Linked DNA regions of Homo sapiens: region 2 is linked to region 1. Evidence: chromatin loops called from intact Hi-C (ENCODE). Cell type or tissue: B cell. All regions are shown on one strand. Each heading gives the region's core, and the rest is flanking DNA. Links, peaks and the distances in the headings are about the cores only.

Evidence for each region. A loop is a pair of places that touch in the nucleus more often than their neighbours do. Peaks named below come from ENCODE experiments on the same cell type or tissue, not always from the same donor. Only the 100,000 strongest peaks of a DNase experiment are listed, where the experiment ranks them.
Region 2: a loop joins it to region 1, with 5 times the contacts of the local background. A loop is called at or near these places in 10 of 110 quality-filtered maps.

Annotation. Positions count from the first base shown.
Region 1 is chr19:58,094,161-58,102,619 of GRCh38, forward strand. It overlaps ZSCAN18 (zinc finger and SCAN domain containing 18), which reads right to left and starts at 4,071. Exons shown (of 7, transcript NM_001145543.2): 1 at 4,014-4,071. In B cell, for the core only: no CTCF peak of the experiment used is centred there; DNase peaks (open chromatin) are centred at 2,790, 3,491 and 4,221; H3K4me3 peaks cover 1,687 bases; H3K27ac peaks cover 2,304 bases.
Region 2 is chr19:58,017,317-58,024,045 of GRCh38, forward strand. It overlaps the pseudogene VN2R19P. Among named protein-coding and RNA genes, the nearest start is that of ZSCAN1, 13 kb to the right of the region's middle. In B cell, for the core only: a CTCF peak has its summit at 4,750 (motif pointing right); a DNase peak (open chromatin) is centred at 4,775; H3K27me3 peaks cover 272 bases.

The DNA of each region.
Region 1 (8,459 bases), core at 1,878-6,877:
GCCAAGGCAGGCAGATCACGAGGTCAGGAGATCGAGACCATCCTGGCTAACACCGTGAAACCCCATCTCTACTAAAAATACAAAAAAAAAAATAATAATAATTAGCCAGGCATGGTGGCAGGCGCCCGTAGTCCCAGCTACTCAGGAGGCCGAGGCAGGAGAATGGTGTGAACCCGGCAGGCGGAGCTTGCAGTGAGCCGAGATCGCGCCACTGCACTCCAGCCTGAGCGACAGAGTGAGACTCTGTCTCAAAAAAAAAAAAAAGAAATACATCCTCTTATTCATCCTCCAGGAACAGAGAATAGCAGATATAAAGGGCCAGACAGTCTCAGTTTCAACTACTCAACTCTGCCTCGTGGCAAGTAAGCAACCAGAGCCCTGTGCGTACCCACAGGTTTGGCATGTTCTTATGCATCTTCATTTACAAAAACAGGTGGCCAGGTGTGGTGGCTCACACCTGTAATCCCAGCACTTTGGGAGGCCACGGTAGGTGGACAGCTTGAGCCCAGGAGCTCAAGAACAGCCTGGGCAACATACCAAAACTTCATCTCTACAAAAAATAGAAAAATTAGCTAGGCACAGTGGTGCATGCCTGTGGTCCCAGCTACTCTGGAGACTGAGGTTGGAGGATCACCTGAACCCAGGAGGTCAAGGCTTCAGTGAGCTGTGATCACAACACCACATTGCAGCCTGGGTAACAGAGTGAGACCCTGTCGCAAAAAAAAAAAAAAAAAAAAAAAAAAAAAATTAGCCAGGCGTGGTGGCACACACCTGTGGTCCCAGCTACATGGGAGGCTAATGTGGGAGGACCCCTTAATCCCAGGAGTTGGAGGCTGCAGTGAGCTATGTTTGTGCCACTGTACTCCAGCATAAGCGACACAGCAAGATCCTGTCTCTAATGAATACAAACAAAACAGGTCACTGCTGGCCTGCAGGTGGGTACGCTAACCCCTGTTCTGGAGCCTCTCCTGATGGGAGGCGTGACGCCAGCTCTACCCCCTGGCAATGGAGGCACAGAGCTCTACTTGGTGCATGGACAGAGGTGTGGTCCTGCAGGCATGTAATTTTGGCTTTCTTAGGACGCCAGAGGCTTGTTCACCTTGCAGAGAACCTGTCTCCACAAAACAAACTGTGAGCTCCATAATGTGTGTGCACAGAACCTTCCCTCATCAGAACCTCACAATCCCAGAGGGGTAGGAACCACATGCAGCCCCAAGGTGCAAGTGGGAAATAGAGGCACGAGGCAGGCAATCACTAAGGCTGGGACCCCACCTGCAAAGTGACGCTGCCACTCATCCTTCCCCGTCCAGGCCCATAAGCCTGCCCTTTAAGAGGCCTCCTGCCGGCCCTCCCCTCTAGCCCTCATGGCCTCCACAGTGGGCAGATCCCAGCCAGCTCCCCCAGCCCCTCTCCTCCTGCTCCAACTTCCCAGCTCTGAGCATGGTGGAGGCATCGGGGTCTAGGTAGAATGAGCAAGGGTCCTCGGCCATTGGCAGGGGCGGGATGACGTGGGGAGGACGGGACACCCTCCGGCTGGGTCACTGGCCAAGACAGTGGGGGACACATGTCAGCCCCTGGGGACAGGAACGGGAGCTCCTCGCCTCTGTGCCCTTCCCCCTCAGCATTACAAGTTGTGAGCCTCTCTGGGAAGCCACCTCTGCCTCCACTTCCTCCATTCACCTGCAAAGCAGAAGCTTCCATGGAACCAGGGGTCTCCTAAAACGCCCAACTCCAAGGAAGCTGCTGCCTCCTGTGAAAACAGCCTCTCCCTGTTCATCTCCCTTCCTACTGGGACCCTGATGCTCACAGCCAGGAGGATGAGGCCATCTCAAGAGCCTCCAGAAATCTCTGGCCCTGTGTCTTCTTGCCTCCTTCAGCCCCATTCCTGGCCACACTGTCAAGAGGACTCTCAGAGATCTCACCGGGGCAGGTGCGGCAGCGTACATCTATAATCTCAGAGCCTGGGGAGTCTTAAGCAGGAGGACTGCTTGAGCCCAGGAGTTGGAGGCTGTGATTGGCCACTGCACTCCAGCCTGGGCGACAGAATGAGCCCGTGTCTCACAAACAAACAAAATAGAGATACCACTGGGACCCTTTCCTGCCACAGCCTGCTTGAATGAGGCCACACCTCGTTGGAGTCTGGCTTGGTCACTGGGCAAACCTCCCTCCCCTAATCTTGGGACTGTCCAGGATTTGCCTCAGATGGGATTTTCCTGGAGCCCAGCCCCCCAGCCTCAGCAAATGAAGCAATCTGCACAAGTCTTGAGCCAGTCCTGTAGGCTTTGCTGCACCCAGAGGCCTGGAATACAGAAGCTGAGGCAGAGAGCTCCACGGTGGGTGAGGGGTGGCTGAGCTGAGGGGTCCCAAGCCTGGTGGGTCTCCAGAGTCCTGCAGCAAATCCCCTTCATCCTGGGCTGAGCAGAGCTCAAGCCTGGTTTGGCCCTCCGTGGGCCCAGCCCTGGCCACCTGAGGAATATTCATCGCAGCTCTCCATCCCACCACACTCATCGGCAGGGTCTAGCAAACCACCCCACAGCCACAGGCCTGAGGATCAGCCAGGGAAGCTCAATGCATGGGATGTGGTTGTTGATGGGTCGCCGGATATTCCCAGGGTCTGCCCTGGCTTCATCCACAGATCACTTACTCATTATAAAAAGGGGTAAAAGTGCTTTTAAAAGAATGAAAAAACATGGAGTAAGGGTCGTCGTTCACATCTCAGCTGCCTTTTGTGGTCCCTGATCCACTCGCCAGGACAGACAGAACCAGAGAGATGTCCTGCGCAACTGGCCTAGGCTCCCCGAAAACCCGAGGCCAGAAATACCCAGGAAGTCACAGATTCAAGCATCATGCACAGAAAACAGCAACTCGATGCGACACGTGGTCCCGCTCTGACTCCAGGGCAGGAAACCATCCGCAGGACATGATGGGATGGGGGAAGTGAAATGGAACCGAGGAGGTGACATGGAACCAAGTGACTGTGCCACTCAGCCTCGCCCAGGAGTCAGCAAGGACACAGGCGAATATATGGGAAAGTGGAAGGAGGGCAGACAGAAATGGGGGAAGCGGGGAGGGAAGGTAGCAGGGAGAGAGAAGACAGGAGAGGAAGGAGCAAGAGCAGGGAAAGCCAGATAGTCTGGACGGGGGTAGAGGGGGATTGGGAAAAGGAAGGAGCCCAGGAGGGTGAGAGAAAGGAAATGGGGAAGGAGTGATGGGAGGGTGAGTCAGGCCCCCACCCCAACCCCCTGGGTCAGGACCGAAGCCAGTACACCCACTCTTGCCTCTTCCACGAGAGAGGTCTCCGGGGTGGGCGCAGACACCTAACTCAAACAGAACCCACCCCCAGGTGACTGGGGAGAGGCGAGATATTCCAAGGGTGGGGGCAGCAGAGACAATGCCCATTCTAGGCACCCCTTTGGTCCCCGCACCCTCCATCCCTTCCCTGCTCCAGCCCCTGGGGCCACAGCCTGCCCAGCGTCCCCCCACCACGGACACCCTCACATCCTCACACCCTCAGCCCCCACTTCCTCCCCTCCTCTTCCCTTCAGGAGCCTCCCCCTCCCTTCTCTTCCCCACTCAGGAGCCTCCCCCTCCCCCTTTTCGCCCCCCTCAGGAGCCTTCCCCTCCCCCCTTTCTCCCCCATCAGGAGCCTCCCCCTCCCTCATCTCTCCCCCATCAGGAGCCGCCCCTTCCTGTTCTCCCACCCACAGGGTGCCCTAAGCGCCTCCCCTCCACGAGCCTACACGGGGTGGGGGTTGCACTAGTTCCCTACCTGCCTGCAGGGCCCCTCACCGATCTGGATCTCAGCCACCTCCGGGGGGACCCGGCCCCTGCCCCGCACTCCACGCGAAGGGATGCCAGACCCTCGGCCTCCTGGACGCACAGCGGGGGCTCGCACCCCAACCCCGGGAACACCCTGGCCCCTTTCCCTAACGCTGCCCACTGAGGCGTCCTCACCGTCTACCCTGTTGGGGTCGCTCTCTGACCCCCGCGCTGCATCCCCGGGACCGACCCACCTGCTGCGCAGCTACCCCAGGCCGGTCCCAGCCGCCCGGAGCCCCAGTGCGCGATGGCGGCCGGCAAACTGCGCCTGCGCACTGGGCCTCACCGCGGACTACGACTCCCACAATGCCGCGAGGCTGTGCCGCGCACCGGGGCGAGCAAGGGAGCCGTGACAGGTGACAGTGCGCATGGCCAATCAGACGCGAGTGTGGCCTCCCGGCGTCCCGCCCACTCCGGCGCCTGCGTCATTTTGGGCACCATGGCAACGAAGTAAACAAGCGGGTAAATAATAGACCCCTGACAGCCAGAGACCCGGAGAAACAAAGACGGTGAGAAACGGAGAAACAAAGACAAAAAGACGCGCAGACCGGGAGGGAGAGAAGCATGAAGGCCCACAGACGCTCGGGGGCAGACCAAGACGCCCTGGGGTCCCCGAAACAGAGATGTACAGAGTCGGACACGGAAAGGGAGAGACCAGCTCACGGTTAAGAAAGGAGGGAGACCAGCCCAGGATCAAGAAAGGGAAAGACCAGCATGGGCTCAAGAAAAGAAAGAGACCAGCTCAGGCTCAGGAAAAGAGAGAGACCCAGAGAAAAGGAGCACTCGAGGCTGAGACAGATCTGGACAGAGATACAGAGACAGGGACCAGCAGACCCAGTACTGGGGAGACAAGAGGTGGAGACCCAGAGACACTGATGCGCTAAAATGGGTTCTACAGTTTCAAGGAGTGGATAGAACTCAAAGATTACCCACCCCAGGGATTCAGGAGCTGCTGAAATGAGGGAAATGTGAGTGGCAGCTGGGGTGAGGGCTTTGGCAAAGCCCCATATAAATGTAGCCCCCCTGGAAGGCAGGATAGGGCCAGGAGCTGCTTCCCATTTCAGTTTTCCAGATAGAGGCGCTTATGAGGATGCCATTTTGGTCGTTTTTGTGTGAACTGATTTTTAAAATGTATATCTGAACAGTTTATATATTTTAAATTTACATACACCACACATTTTGGTATTCAGTTTTATGAATTTTAACTCATATCCACCAACAAACTCGGGACAAAGAATAGCTCCACTGCCCAAAAATCCTCCTGCTGCCTCTTGGTAGTCACTCCCTCCCCACCCATAACCCCAGGAACAGCTAATCTAAGTAGTCCACTGCTACAATTTTGCCTTCACAGTGTCATATAAGTGGGATCATACAGTATGTGGCCTCTTCAGATTGGCTTTTTCACTGAACATAATTCCTTTGAGAGGCATTGAAGTAGTATGTATCAACAGTTCATTCCATTTTATTGAGAAGTAGTATTCTATGGTATATAGCAGTTTAAACCTTCTCCCACTGAGAGATATTAGGATCGTTTTAAGTATTTTGCTATTAAAAATAAAGCTGCTATGAACATTCGTGTACAGATTTTTCTGTGAACGTAAGTTTTCACTTTTCTGGGATAAAAGCCCAAGAGTGCAGTTTCTAGGTCACACAATGAACACGTGCTTATTAGTGTTGTAAGAAGCTGCCACACTCTCATGCAGAGTAGCTGGACCATTTTACACTCCCACCACCAATGAATGTGTGAATCCACTTCACATTTTTATCAGCATTTGTGTTTTGCTATTTTTTATTTTGGCCATTCTGATAGGTATGTACTGATATATCATTGTGGTTTCAATTTGCATTTCCCTTAATTGCTAACAAGTTTGAGCACACTTTAATGATTTTTTTGGCATTTGTATACCCTCTTCATTAAAGTATCTGTTCGTATCTTTTGCCCATTTTCTAATTTTTAAAAAAATTGCTCAGTTTTGAAAGCTATGTTTTTTTTTTTTTTGAGACAAGGTCTCACTCTGTCACTGAGGCTAGAGTGCAGTGGTGCCATCATGAATCACTGCAGCCTTGACCTTCCAGGCTCAAGTGATCCTCACCTCAGCCTCCCGAGTAGCTGGAACTACAGGTGTGCGCTACCATACCCAGCTAATTTTTTTTTTTAAGAGATGGGGTCTCACTATAATGCTAAGGCTGGTCTCAGACCCCCGGGCTCAAGCAATCCTCCCACCATGGCCTCCCAAAGTGCTGGGATTACAGGCATGAGCCACCATGCCCAGTCTTTCCAGTTTATTTTAATGGATATAACTCAGGAACTGCCAAATGGAAGAGATGCACAGCTAAGGTCTGGTCAGGGGCACTGAAGGTGCAGTGCATCCATGTACCGTCTGGGTGAGCCATCCTCCCAGCACTCAGATGTGTTCACCAACCCAGCTCTCTCAATCGTGGGGCAGAGAGAGGGTCCATACCTTCTTTAAGGTGACTATCCCCATCCTGAAGATATCTATGGGTCCCACTGGAGTCACCTCATTAGCATAAACTCAGGTGTGGTCGAAACGGGCTCCTTATGAATTGCAAACCCTATTCCTATTATTCACAAAATTCCAAGGCTTTTAGCTCTGTGCCAGGAACCAGGGATAAAGATCAAATGTAAGGGCCAGGCGCGGTGGCTCATGCCTGTAATCCCAGCACTCTAGGAGGCCAGCGGGCGGATCACGAGGTCAACATGGTGAAACCCTGGCTCTACTAAAAATACAAAAATTAGCCAGGCATGGTGGCAGGTGCCTGTAATTGCAGCTGCTCGAGAGGCTGAGGCAGCTTGAAACTGGAAGGCAGGGGCTGCAGTGAGTTGAGATCGCACCACTGCACTCCAGCCTGGGCAAAAGAGCAAAACTCCATCTAAAAAAAAAAAGAAAAAAGATGAAATGTAGGTTTTATTACACCACAGATGGCCAATTGTTCTTGCACCATCTGGAAAAGGCTATCTTTCCTGCATTGAATAGCTTTTGCTCCTTAAAAAATCAGTCAGGAATATCTTTGCAGGTCTATTTCCGGGTTCTCGATTCCGTTCCACTGATCTATGTGTCTGCCAATACCACATTGGGTTACCACGGCTACAGAGTAACAACATCAGGTGCAGTTATTCCTCCCACTTTTTTTTTTTTTTTTTTTTTTTTTGAGACAGAGTCTTGCTCAGTTGCCCAGGCTGGAGCGCAGTGGCGCGATCTCGGCTCACCGCAAGCTCCACCTCCCGGGTTCACGCCATTCTCCTGCCTCAGCCTCCCGAATAGCTGGGACTACAGGCGCCCGCCACCATGCCCAGCTAATTTTTTTTTTTTTTTTTTTTTTTGTATTTTTAGTAGAGACAGGGTTTCACCATGTTAGCCAGGATGGTCTCGATCTCCTGACCTCATGATCCACCCGCCTTGGCCTCCCAAAGTGCTGGGATTACAGGCATGAGCCACTGCGCCCGGCCACTTTTTTTCTTTTTCAAAGTTATTTTAACTATTCCAAGTCTTGTGCTTTCCCATATACTTTATCTTCTTCTTTTTTTTTTTTTTTTTTGAGACAGAGTCTTGCTCTGTCACCCAGGTTGGAGTGCAGTGATGCAATTTCAGCTCACTGTAAACTCTGCCTCCTGGGTTCAAGTGGTTCTTCTGCCTCAGCCTCCTGAGTAGCTGGGATTACAGGTATGTGCTACCATGCCTGGCTAATTTTTGTATTTTTAGTAGAGACGGGGTTTCACCATGTTGACCAGGCTGGTCTCAAACTCTTGACCTCAGGTGATTCGCCCACCTTGGCCTCCCAAAGTGCTAGGATTACAGGTGTGAGCCACCGCACCCAGCCTTTTTTTTTTCTTTGTTTTTTGAGACAGAATCTCACTCCTAACCATGCTGCTAATATTTACATGGTCCTGCACCAGTGTGTTCATGTAATTTCACATAACTTTTTTCTTTAATTAGGGTTGAGTTTCCTATATAGGCCTTCTAAGCAGCCAGAGATCACACACTTAAATGAGCACCTATTAGCTTCCAGGCATATTATGTTTTCTTTTATAAATAAAAGCCTCAAAATGCACACATGCATACACACACACACGATTACTGACCAAAAGGTATTTCAGTATAAAAGCTAGAGTAGAAGCTCCATAAGGACGGTGACTTTTCCCTGTTTAGGCAGCTTACTAAAAAACCCCATATACTCAGCCGGGCGCAGTGGTTCACGCCTGTAATCCCAGCAATTTGGGAGGCCGAGGTGGGCTGCTCACGAGGTCAGGAGATTGAGACCATCCTGGCTAACACGGTGAAACCCTGTCTCTACCAAGAAAATACAAAAAAATTAGCCGGGCATGGTGGCGGGCGCCTGTAGTCCCAGCTACTAGGGAGGCTGAGGCAGGAGAATGGTGTGAACCCGGGAGGCAGAGCTTGCAGAGAGCCAAGATCACGCAACTGCACTCCAGCCTGGGCGACAGAGCAAGACTCCATCTCAAAACAAACAAACAAACAAACAAACAAACAAACCATATACTCTTCTGTGCTGTTTGGCTTCCCCCCACATTATGAACTTTAAAAATCTTGCAATAAAATAACAATTATGGCTGACACAGGCTATAAGAAAGAAGGCAGGTAACAATGATTATTCAGCAA
Region 2 (6,729 bases), core at 1,730-6,729, 77 kb before region 1:
GGTCTTGAAATGCACGTTCTTGAGAGGACGAAGCAGCTGGGGAAGGATGGATGACACTGTAGATGGGCAGGGCCAGTCCCAGGGCCTGTGCAAAATGCATCAGGTCCTCAGCCACCGTGGTGAGCAGGGGCTGCCTCAGGCAGGGCCAACGTATCCATGAGGCACGGGAGACCCAGGGCTGTGATATTTGCAGGGTCCCATGAAAATGTTCTAATGTTAACTGCTTGTAAAAGCAAAGAAAAAAATTAAAAAGTAATTAATGGGCCATGCACGGTGGCTCAAGCCTGTGGTCCCAGCACTTTGGGAGGCCGAGGCAGGCAGATCACGAGGTCAGGAGCTCAAGACCAGCCTGACCAATATGGTGAAATGCCGTCCCTACCAAAAATACAAAAATTAGCCAGGCGTGGTGGCTCACGCCTGTAATCCCAGCCACTCAGGAAGCTGAGGCAGAAGAGTCACTTGAACCCGGGAGACGGAGGTTGCAGTGAGCCAAGATCATGCCACTACGCTCCAGCCTGGGCGACAGAGCAAGACTCTGTCTCAAAAAAAAGTAATAATGAACATATAATAATGAGTCCAACCCAGGATATATTCATCTTTAGACCAAGGCAATGGTAAAATTGAATTAAGAATTTTTTTTTCCACGGAGGAAGGAACGCACAAAAGCCACAGTGTGGCCCCTGCTCCAGGGATTCCGTCTGAGCAAACACTTCCTCCTTGGCCTTCCCATCACACTCCAAGTGGAGTAAAATCCTGGCGGGACCTACACAGGTCAGTCCCTGAACACCTAGACATCCTGATCCCTCAGTCACAAACCTAGCATGGACTTAAGACCCCTCATCCTGGCCAGGCATGGTAGCTTATGCCTGTGATCCCAACACTTACCCCAAAGTGGACAGATCGCTTGAGCCCAGAAGTTTGAGACCAGCCTGGGCATCATGGTGAAAATACAAAAATTAGCTGGGCGTGGTGGTGCATGCTTGTAGTCCCAGCTACTCGGGAGGCTGAAGGATCGCTTGAGCCCAGGAGGTTGAGACTGCAGTGAGCTGTGAATGCATCACTGTATTCCAGCTTGAACAACAAAGCAAGGCACTGTCTTAACACAAAACAAAACAAAAAATTCCTCAGCCCGGCACGGTGGCTCATGCCTGTAATCCTAGCACTTTGGGAGGCCAAGGTGGGCAAATCATCTGAGGTCAGGAATTCAAAACCAGCCTGACCAACATGGTGAAACCCCATCTCTACTAAAAATACAAAATTAGCCAGGCGTGATGGCACATGCCTATAATCCCAGCTACTCAGAAGGCTGAGGCAGAAGAATTGCTTGAACCCAGGAGGCAGAGGTTGCAGTTAGCTGAGATCACACCATTGCACTCCAGCCTGGACAGAGCGAAACTCCGTCTCAAAAAAAAAAAAATCTTCGTCCAGTGCTCCTGCTAAGATGTGGCTTAGGGCTGTGAATACAAGATATCCTCACTGAGGAGCACTGCCCCTGTCCTCCCCACCAGGAGACCAAGTGAGTTTCCTGCTGTCTCCCCTTCCCTGAATCATCTACTCCACAGTTTGTTTTTGAGACAAGGTCTTACTCTGTTGCCCAGGCTGGAGTGCAGTGGCACCATCATGGCTTGCTGTAGCTTCAACCTCCTGGGCTCAAGCGATCCTCACACCTGAGCCTTCCAAGTAGTTGTGACTAGAGGCGTGCACCATCACGACTTTTTTTTTTTTAAAGATAGTCTCGCTCTGTCACCCAGGCTGGAGTGCAGTGGTGTAATCTCGGCTCACTGCAAGCTCTGCCCTCCCAGGTTGAAGGAATTCTCCTACCTCAGCCTCCTGAGTAGCTGGGACTACAGGCGCCCACCATCACGCCTGGCTAATTTTTTGTATTTTTAGCAGAGATGGGGTTTCACTGTGTTAGCCAGGATGGTCTCGAGATCTCCTGACCTCGTAATCCACCTGCCTCTGCCTCCCAAAATGTGGGGGTTACAGGCGTGAGCCACTGTGCCCAGCCCATGCTTGGCTGATTTAAAAATTTTTTTGTAGATTCAGTGTCTTACTGTGTTTCCCTGGCTGATCTTGAACTCCTGGGCTCGAATGATCCTCCCACATTGGTCTCCCAAAGTACTGGGACTACAGGCGTGAGCCACCATGCTCAGCCCCACTCCACACGTTCGCCTCTCACCAGCCAGGGCTGGAAGTCCCAGGCATCGGCACACCCCTGGTCCCCATGCTTGCAGCCTGCCAGGGCCTGGGCGATGGCATAGACCACTGTGTAGGCGATGTGTACTTTGCTTTCCTTCTGGAAAGGGTAGTGCTCAACCCTCAGACTCTCATTTCCTGAGCAGAACTGGACTCCTGCAGCCGCTGTGCTTTTCCCTGCTGGCCCCCAGCTGCTATGGGGCTATGTGCACTTGAAGGTGACCTCCCAGAATCTCCATATGAACATGTCTTCTGGGGTCCTGGCAAGGCGCAGGGAAGTCGGGGGGCTGGCTGTTGCAAAGCAGGAGGCTGAATGAGCCCTGCAGAACCCAGAAGGCACTGGCACAGTCAGGACCAGCGCCATGTGCAGAGTGTCCCAGCTGACACAGACCTGGCCCAGGATGCCTCGGCCTGCCAGGCACTGCAGGATGAGTCTGAAGTGCTAGCTGTTAAGGAAAACCAGGATGATGGTGGCCGTACAGTTCTCCATCAGCCAGATGATGTTTTTCATCTTCAGGGACTCCCGGGTGGGGATGCAGAGTTGGAATTCAATGCAGACCCCAGCCTGGCCCAGCTCCTGGACGACCAGAGACCTGCCCTGCAGCTCAAAGTCGTCCCCCTGCGCCAGGACGCTCACCCAAGACCATCGGAAGTGAAGCATCAGCTGCACCACTGCATGGGTGGTCGTGAGGTGACTGAGCAGGGTCTGAAAGAAGGATGGGAACTGGGTCCTGTCGCTGAGGCTGGCCAGTGTGGAGGAGGGGCTGACCTGTGCAGGAAGAGGCCAGGGCAATGGGGAGGGGTGAGGAGCAGCTCAGGCACCTGCTGACCACCAGGTTCAAAAGAAAGCCAGGTTGACCCACACGTCCCTGGTGGCCCTGGGTGTGTCCCCCAATTTTGTCACTGAAAGCTCACACCTATAATCACAGCACTGAGAGGCCAAGGCGGGCAGATCACTTGAGGTCAGGAGTTCAAGACCAGCCTGGCCAACAACATAGTGAAACCCCATCTCTACTAAAAATACAAAAATTAGCCAGGCATGATGGTGGGTGCCTGTAATCCCAGCTACTTGGTAGGCTGAGGCAGGAGAATCGCTTGAACCCTGGAGGCCGAGGTTGCAGCGAGCCGAAATCGCACCACTGCACCCTAGCCTGGGTGACAGAATGAGACTCCGTCTCAAAAAAAAAAAAAAATTCCCACATAAGTCTGGGCATGGTGGCTCACGTACATCCCAGGGCTTTGGGAGGCCAAGGTGGGAGGACTGCTAGAGCCCAGGAGGTCGAGACTAGCTTGGGCAACACAGTATGACCCCCTACTCTAAAGAGACACACACAGAAAGAGAGACACACACACAGAGAGAGAGAGAGAGAGACAGACACAGAGACACACAGAGGAAGAGACAGACAGAGACAGACAGAGACAGAGACAGAGAGACAGAGTCAGACAGAGAAACAGGAGGGAAGGCAGGCAGGAAGGGAAGAAGGGAGGGAGGGAGGGAGAGGAGGGAGGGAGGGAGGGAGGGATGGAGGAGGGGAGAGAGAGCGAGCCAAGCAGGCACAGAAAAAAAAAAAAAGGAGAAAAGGAAAGGAAGAAAGAAAAAGGCCAGATGTGGTGGCTCACACCTGTAATCCCAGCACCTTGGGAGGCAGAAGTGGGCAGATCACTTGAGGCCAGGCTGGTCTCAAACTCCTGACCTCACGTGATCGGCCTGCCTCAGCCTCCCAGAGTGCTGGGATTACAGTTGTAAGCCGCAGCACCCAGCCCCAAGGAATAATTGAACTTAATGTTCATTCCTCTCGTTTTGCCCACTTCAAACTTACGTTTCTGCTCCTTTGCCAAGCTGGGTTTTTGTTTGTTTTTTTTGAGACAGGGTTTTACTGTCACCCAGGCTAGAGTGCAGTGGCAGGAACACAGCTCACTACATCCTCCACCTACTGGGCTCAAGAGATCTTCCTGCCTCAGGGGACTACAGATGTGCACCACCCACCACCCCCAGTTAAAAAAAATTATTTTGTAGAGATGGGGTCTATGTTTCCCAGCCTGGTCTTAAAATTCCTGGGCTCACGTGATCCTCCTGCCTCAGCAGGCCTGGGGATCCGATTCTAGTTCCGGTTTGCACAGCGCCGACAACTCTGGGGCTACAGGCTGGAGCCACCGTGCGGGGCCTGGGATTCGGACTCTAGTTCCGGTTTCCACAGCGTGGACAACTCTGGGGTTACAGGCTGGAGCCACCATGCCGGGCCTGGGGTTCGGATTCTAGTTACGGTTCACACAGCGCGGACGGACAGTTCTTCACTGGCAGTGGCAATGACTCGGAACCTACTTGTGTTGTTTGGCCACGCTGTGATCTTTGTCAGTTTTTGCCTGCTTGTCGATTTGCCAATGAAGAGACTACTCTTCGTGCCCCGGAAGATAAAGTTCTATGAAATCGGGGTCAACGAGGTTTTGTGTCTGTGTTTGCTTCTGACCTGTGGCTGAGGCACAGGATGAAACTGCTCGGTCTCTGGGGTCTGTTGGATCAGAGACTTTAACACGCTCCTCGTGTGGGTGCAAAACATTCTCCTACCGCCAGAGGGTAGTAAGGAAATAGGCTATGCAAAGGTTATGGGGTCTGAACGGAACGGTGCTCTGGTCTGATTGGTTTACACAGACCCATAAGGCTGACGCAACAGGTAGAGCTAACAGATTTGAAAATAAAAAAACAGGATACCCAATTAAGTTTAAATTTCAGATAAATTCATCTAATATTTTAGCATAAGTATGTCTTGTATGTCCTGTGCAATATTTGGGACCAAATTCTACTAAAAAGGACTATTCATTGTTTATCTGAAAACCAAATTTCACTGGGGGTACTGTTTTATCTGGCAACCCTACAGGTACAGGAAAACAGCTTCTTGAGCTGCAGTCAAGAAATGCAGTTGCAGCTGCACGCAGTGGCTCATGCCTGTAAACCCAACACTGGGAGGCTGAGGTGGATCACAAGCCCAGGAGTTGCAGGCCAGCCTGGGCAACACAGGGAGAGTTTTGTTTTGTTTTGTTTTGTTTTGTTTTAAAAAAGGCCAGGCGCAGTGTCTCACGCCTGTAATTCCAGCACTTTGGGAGGCTGAGGCGGGTGGATCACCTGAGGTCAGGAGTTTGAGACCAGACTGGGCAACATAGTGAAACCCCATCTCTACTAAAAATACAAAAATTAGCCGGTCATGGCGGCGGGCACCTGTGGTCCCAGCTACTTGGGAGGCTGAGACAGGAGAATTGCTTGAACCCAGGGGGCAGAGGTTGCAGTGAGCCGAGATCGCACCACCGCACTCCAGCCTGGGCGACAAGAGTCAGACTTCGTCTCAAAAAAATTCAAAAAGGAAAAAAAAAATTGAGTCTCTAATCCTTTAAATGTGCTTGAATTAAAAGGAAAGAAAAGAAAGTCTACATATAGAAACTTCTAGTTCAGAAGCATTTTATGTAAGAATCCAAGTGGGAAGTAATCAAGGTGAATTCTTGGAAAAAAATCAGCCTGGCTTGATACTTTGGGGTTAAAAGCACCTAGAATAGCTATGCGGTTATTTGCAGAGGTTCTATAGAAATCAACTCTCCTTTTTATCAGGATAGGACTGGACTAAATTGATCGTACGATCAAGCCCATACCTGAAGTGTCACACCTCAGAATAAACTCCCCAATACATGACAACCCACCCTGAAGGAGTAAGGGGTGAAGGGGTGAGCTTTCTTTGTGGCCCCAACATTCACACCGCCCCAGGAAAACCCTTCCAACCTGTTCTGTGATTTACAGGGCCCCCTGCTTCACAGGTAGGAAGGCAGGCCTCTCCCCCAGCAGGCCAGCAAACTTTGCAAATTTAAGGCGTTCAAGGGCAGAGGAATCCTGTAAACCCAAATTTACAGGTTTCTCAGTGGAACATGAATCTATTAAATTGGACTCGTCATACAATGCTGGTGGGAATGTAAAATGGTGCGCTGCTTTGGAAAACACTCCAGCAGCTCCTCAGATAGTTAATCATAGCATGAACATTTGGCCCAGAAATTCTACCCATACAACCAAGAGAATTGAAAACACACTGAACATACACACAAAAACGGATACATAAATGTTCATAGCAGCCCTATTCACAGTAGGCCCAAAATGGAAACAGTTCAAATATACATCAACTAATAAATGGATACACACGACATGCTCTATTCATACAACGGATTTTTAAGACAGGGTCTTGCACTGTTGCCCAAGCTGGATTATAGTGGTACGATTATAGCTCACTGCACCCTTGACCCACCCCCCCCGCCCCCCGACTCAAGTGATTCTCCTGCCTCAGCCTTCTGAGTACCCAGGACTACAGCTGCATGCCACTAATTTTTTTTTTTTTTTCCTGTAGAAATGGAGTCTCCCTATGTTGCCCAGGCTGGTCTTGACCTCTTGACATCAAGCAATCCTCCCACCTTGGCCTCCCACAGGGCCACTATACCCAGCCTATGATGGAAAATTAATCAATAGAAGGGAACGACGCTCTGACACAGGCTGCAACGTGG